2 separate regions of the Homo sapiens genome follow, and region 2 is linked to region 1. The links are chromatin loops, found by intact Hi-C in ENCODE. Cell type or tissue: ascending aorta. All regions are shown on one strand. Each heading gives the region's core, and the rest is flanking DNA. Links, peaks and the distances in the headings are about the cores only.

Region 1 (2,907 bases), core at 321-2,820:
TGGTATCATCATAGCTCACTGCAACCTCAAACTCTTGGGCTTGGGTGATCCTCCTGTCTCAGCCTCCTGAGTAGCTGGGACTACAGGCACATGTCACCATGCCCAGCTAATTTTCTTTAATTTTTATAGAGATGGCTGGGGGCGGGGGGGAGGGTCTCCCTATGTTGCCTAGGCTGGCCTCAAACTTCTGATCTCAAGGGATCCTCCCACTTCAGCCTCCCAAAGGGCTGGGATTGCAGGCATGCATGAGCCACTGCGCCCATTCTATATATATACACACACACACACATATTATACATATGATATATCATATGTATAAGAGATGTATACATATGATATATATTATATATGTGTATTGTATATATAATGCACCCATTCTATATATATATACACACACGCACACATATTTTATATATATATATAATATGTATACATATTATATATATATATATATATACACACACACACATATATAAAAGCTGAGTGTCTTTTTTCTCACTGCCCTGGACCTGGAATCCTTGGCCCAGTGCTGGAACTCATTGTGGGATCATCCACCTTGCATCTCCTCCAGGGAGCGGAGGTCTGTTCAGTCCTAACAGCCATGTGCCCTTTAATTCCTAAACCACAAAGAGGACAATTTGTGCTTATTTATTGAAGCCCTAGCCTGTGTAAGGCCCTGTGCCAGACTCTCTAGAGGGACTTTCTCATTCAATCCTCTTACCTCCTCTTACTTCTACACCTCACCCGTTTAATTTTTCTTCACCATGCTCCCCACCAGCTGGCCTTACGTTGTACATATAGATTTGTTCATTATTGTCTTTCCTCGCCAGAATGTAAGCTTTGTGGGGGCAGGAATTTTGTCTGTGTCATTTACTATCATCTCCCCAGCGCCTGGCACTGATCAGATGAAGGAATCTTGCCAGGTAGGCCTTAGCACCCCCATTTGACAGATGGGGGGATGCAGGCTCAGCGATTTGCCAACATCCTGTGATTAGTAAGTAGCAGAGACTGAATTTAAACTCAGGGGCTCCTGGGGGCACAGCCCACGCTGCAGGGAGCTTTCCCTCATCAGCTTCCTCTACATTGCTGGGATGAGTTTGAAGTCTGAAAATTAAAGGCATAAAGGCGATGACTCATCTCTTAGACAAAGAAGAGGAAAATCAGGGCCCAGAGCTGAGTCATCATTTCCACTTCCCACTATGCTGACTCATTCAGACCTCCGGCTCTTGCTCTCCCAGAGCTTGTTGCTGGGAGAGCGGCCAGGCGCTCAACATAGTCCCTGGCTCCCTTCTTATTTGACCTTCCAGACTGCCCTATTGGCTGGGACAGTCTGACCCAGACACAAGCTTGGATGTGGGTCCAGGCCAGCACTCCCCAGAGAGCCCTGCAGATCTGGAGGCAAGACTCCAAGACTGTTGCAAGATCACAGCACTGGCAGCAGAGAGGCTCCTGCCTTGCAGGGGCTTCCTGCTAGGAGGTTTTCTTGGATGGATGGGCACCTGCAGTAACTGTGTGCACACCTGACTTATTTAAATTTTGAAAGAACTGTGGGCATATATGACTGATTAAATTTTGAAAGAACACAAGCCTTGACATCAGAAAGAAGTGACTTTGAAGCCCAGCTCTGCCCCTTATTAGCTGTGTGACCGTAGGCACACTACTATACAACTCTGTGCCTCAGTGTCCTCATCTGAAAAATGAGGTCATAATATTGTCTACTTGCTAGGGTTGGCAAGAGAAAGGCGTGAGACATTTTGAGTGAGAGCTCTTTGCACAGCCTAAAGAAGGAAGAAACACACTTTAAAGTCATAAAGGCAACTGAGGACTGAACCCCATGGTAGAGATGGGATGGAGTGGAGTTGGGGGAAAACAAGGTTCTGTGTGCCAGGCCAGGCTGACCAGGGGGTCTAAGGCTGAAGGTGGACAAATGGCTTAACCTCCAGCAGCTTACCTTTCTCCAGCTGCACAATGATCATGCTAGACTCTGCCCTGTCTCACACAGAATGAGAATATTCCACAGAAGGAAAAATGTTAACTGACATCATGGTTGGGGATTTGGAAGTGGAGAGTATTAAAAATATCACCCAAGTAATACATGAATCTATGTTTATTGTGAAAGATTTTAGCAATCTGGATTTTAGCAAAATGTGGAGTCCCTTTTCACGAGCTTCCACTATCTACAGTTTGGAGCACATCCTTACAATCTCTCTCTCTCTCTTTCTGTCTCTCCATTTATGTATATATGTGCACAGGGCTAATAGCTAACACTAGTTGGGCATTTTGATACATATCAGGCCCTGCTCTAAACACTTTACATGGATTCATTTATTTAGTCTTCACAAAACCCCATGAGGCAAACTCTATTATTAGCTCTACTTTACAGAGGAGAAAACTCAGGCCCAGAGAGGTAAAGTAACTTCCCCAAAGTCACACAGCTTCAGAGAAAAAGAGCTGGGATTGAAACCCAGGCAGCCTGGTTCCAGAGTCTGTTCACAACCATTGCATTCTATTGTCTCTCGAATATTCTCTTTTTTCCAAAAATGGGGTCATACCTTGTGCATATTTTGCATTTTGCTTTTTGTATTTAATAAATCTTGGAGAGCACCTTATGTCTCTCCATGTTTCTCTGCATTTAATGGTGGTGCAGTCCTATGTGGCATTCTATAGTGCAAAGATGAACTGTTAGGGGGTTTCCACTGTTTCATTTTCACAAATAATCCTTTGTCAATTGTCACTTGCACATACATCCTTGGGCACCCGTGCATTGATTTCTAGGGATTTCTAGAAGTAAGGAGTTAAATCTTCGAGAAATATTGTCAGATTGACTTTCCAAAAGGATGCTTCCATTTACACTTGATCTTCTGTGTGTGGCCAATCCCCATGCTCTAGCCAACACTGGATAGCGCT
Region 2 (2,838 bases), core at 339-2,838, 83 kb after region 1:
GCTCACCTCTGTGGTCTGGCAGGAAATATACTGGTGAAAAACCTTCAAGCGTACGAAATGCTGGTGAGGGGGATCCAGTCACGCTTGAATCATATGTTCATTCAACCAGTTGACTAATGATTGATTAATTGATTGGCTGATTGAGATCGGGTTTCCCTATGTTGCCCAGGCTGGTCTCCAACTCCTGGGCTCAAGTGATTGATCCTCCCGCCTCAATCTCCCAAAGTGCTGGCATAAGGGGTGTAAGCCACTGTGCCTGGCCCATTCAACCAATATTTATTTATGTATTTATTTATTTTAGATGGAATCTCCCTCTATTGCCCAGGCTGGAGTGCAGGGGTGTGATTAGCTGACTGCAGCCTCCACCTCCTGGCTTCAAGCAATTCTCCTGCCTCAGCCTCCTGAGTAGCTAGGATTACCAGCGTATGCCACCATGCCCGGCTAAGTTTTTTGTATGTATTTTTAGTAGACATGAGGTTTCACCATGTTGGCCAGGCTAGTCTCGAATTCCTGACCTCAGGTGATCCGCCCACCTCGGCCTCCCAACGTGCTGAGATTACAGGCGTGAGCCACCGTGCCTGGCCCAACCAATTTTTTTTTTTTTTTTGAGATAGAGTTTCGCTCGTTGCCTAGGCTAGAGTGCAATGGCGCGATGTCAGCTCACCGCACCGCACCCTCCACCTCCCGGGTTCAAGTGATTCTCCTGCCTCGGCCTCCTGAGTAGCTGGGATTACAGGCATGCGCCACCACGCCCGGCTAATTTTGTACTTTAAGTAGAGACGGGGTTTCTCCATGTTGGTCAGGCTGGTCTCAAACTCCCGACCTCAAGTGATCCGCCCGCCTTGGCCTCCCAAAGTGCTGGGATTACAGGTGTGAGCCACCGCGCCGACCTGGCCCAACCAATTTTTATTGAGCACTTGCTGTGTATCCCAGGCATTTGTGATACAACAGTGAGCAAAACATTCTTTCGGGGGGAAGGGAGATGAACAGTACATAAATGGGAGAAAAATGCAGGGAAAGCGGGTATAGGGAGATGGAGAGAAGACAGGTACCACAATCTTCTGGCCTTGTTAGGGTGAAATTCTATTCTCCCCTGAGATGTGTAGAAATGTATATCGGTTTGCTCCATTTTTATTGACCCACACTGCCTTGATTAACTGGAAAAGTTGAGACCCTAATCATCAGTCTGTCAATGACTGAATGAGACAGGACAGGAGATATATTCACCAAATGTCTCCTGGAATAGGGAGGCCCCGGGTGAATGATCCCAGACTGGGTTGATAGGAAGGAAGTAAATTAATACCAAATGTGAAGGGTAGTGGGCTTGTTTTATTTTTATATTATTATTTTATTATCACTATTAGTTGAGACAGGGTCTCATTCTGTTGCCCAGGCTGGAGTGCAGTGGCGCCATCTTTGATCACTGCAGCCTCAGTCAACCTCCCAAGCGAACCTCCAGCCTCAGCCTCCCAAGTAGCTGTCACTACAGGCAGGAGGCACAACACCCGGCTAATTAAAAATACATTTCAAAAATATAAAAACAAAACCCAAAACCTTTGTAGAGAGGGTGGTCTCTTACTCTTGGCCTCAAGTGATTCTCCCACCTCGGCCTCCCAAAGTGCTGGGATCACAGGTGTGAGCAGCTGCGCCCCGCCTGGGGTTGCTCTTGAGGAGCCAAACTTTGCCAGATTAGGCTGACAGTGAGAAAATAAATTCTTCCACGGTAGATACTGGGTGAAAAAGTGCACGTCAGCGGGCAAGGGTAAGTAACGACAATAACAGGAACTTCTAGGCGCTGACCCCAAGCTCCCTTCCGGGCCCTATCCCGAGCAGTCCCCGGGCAACCTCCAGCGCTCGCCCCGGCGCGCTAGGCTGGGACCTGAACCCCGGCTGCCGGGTGGCTTCTGGGCCCCTCCTCATTGCCGCTCCTGGGTCTTTCGGGGTGTCCGGCTCCCCAGGATGGGAAGGATTCCGGTTCACCTCCGCAGGGCTAAGTCACCGGGCGGCCCGCCTCGGCCCCCAGGGCCCGGGGGCAGGGAGCGCCGAGGGTCCGCCGCGGGGCTGCGGCGCAGGCGGTGCCGGGGCGCGGCGCTGCGGGGCAGGCGGGCCTCGGCGGCGGCGGCAGGCGGGTCGCTCCCTGCTCCGCCTCCCGTGCTCCGCCCTGCGCTCCCGCTCCGCCCTCCGGCTCGGCGCCCGCCCGCTTGCTCTCCTCGCTCGCTCGCTCGCTCCGCGGCCCCCCATGCGGATGTGACATTTCACGCCGCCGCCATTTTGAGAGCGAGCCGAGCCGAGCTGCCGGGCGCCGCGTCCGCTGCCGGAGCCCCGACGACGACGCCGAGGAGGCGGAGGCCGCGGCTCTCGGAACGCGGCCGGCCCGTCGCCCGCCCGCTCCGCCGCTCCCGCCGGCCCCAGGGCCCGCAGGCCCGCCGCGGCCGGCCAGGCCTCCCGTCCGCCGCGCCCGGCCCGAGGCGGGGCTGACTCCGCGGCCCCCGACCGGCCGCCCTCCGCCCCCGGCCGGCCCGCGGCCCCGCAGCCCCGGCCCCGGCCCCGGCGGCGGGAGGCGGGCCCCGCGGCGGCGGCGGCGGCGGCCGCAGCGAGCGACGAGGCCGCCCGGCCCGGCCCGCCGGCCGCCCGCCCGCCTCGGCGCCGAGATTGGGCGAATCGCGAGCAAGTACGTGCGCGTCTCCCTGCCGCCGCCGCCGCCCGCCGCGGGCCGCCCCGGGGCCGCCGTCGCCGACGACGCGCGGGAGGAGGAGGAGGAGGCCGCCCCGCCGCCGCCGCCGCCGCCGCCGCCCCGGCTCGCCGCCGCCCGCCCGCCGGGCTCGCAGCCCCGGCCCC

The links. Hi-C counts contacts between places; a loop is a spot of excess contacts. Peaks named below come from ENCODE experiments on the same cell type or tissue, not always from the same donor. Only the 100,000 strongest peaks of a DNase experiment are listed, where the experiment ranks them.
Region 2: it touches region 1 in a loop (3-fold over the local background); 7 of 110 quality-filtered maps call a loop at or near these places.

Annotation. Positions count from the first base shown.
Region 1 is chr16:9,046,248-9,049,154 of GRCh38, reverse strand. No RefSeq gene overlaps it. Among named protein-coding and RNA genes, the nearest start is that of HAPSTR1, 44 kb to the left of the region's middle. RefSeq lists enhancers at 1,049-1,343, 1,400-1,499, 796-1,995. In ascending aorta, for the core only: no CTCF peak of the experiment used is centred there; a DNase peak (open chromatin) is centred at 1,294; H3K27ac peaks cover 1,883 bases.
Region 2 is chr16:8,963,318-8,966,155 of GRCh38, reverse strand. It overlaps USP7 (ubiquitin specific peptidase 7), which reads left to right and starts at 2,250. Exons shown (of 31, transcript NM_003470.3): 1 at 2,250-2,838. All of the region lies in intron 1 of USP7-AS1 (USP7 antisense RNA 1), which reads right to left. RefSeq lists enhancers at 1-22, 23-646 and silencers at 1-104, 1,788-2,147. In ascending aorta, for the core only: a CTCF peak has its summit at 1,695; a DNase peak (open chromatin) is centred at 2,225; H3K4me3 peaks cover 1,316 bases; H3K27ac peaks cover 1,043 bases.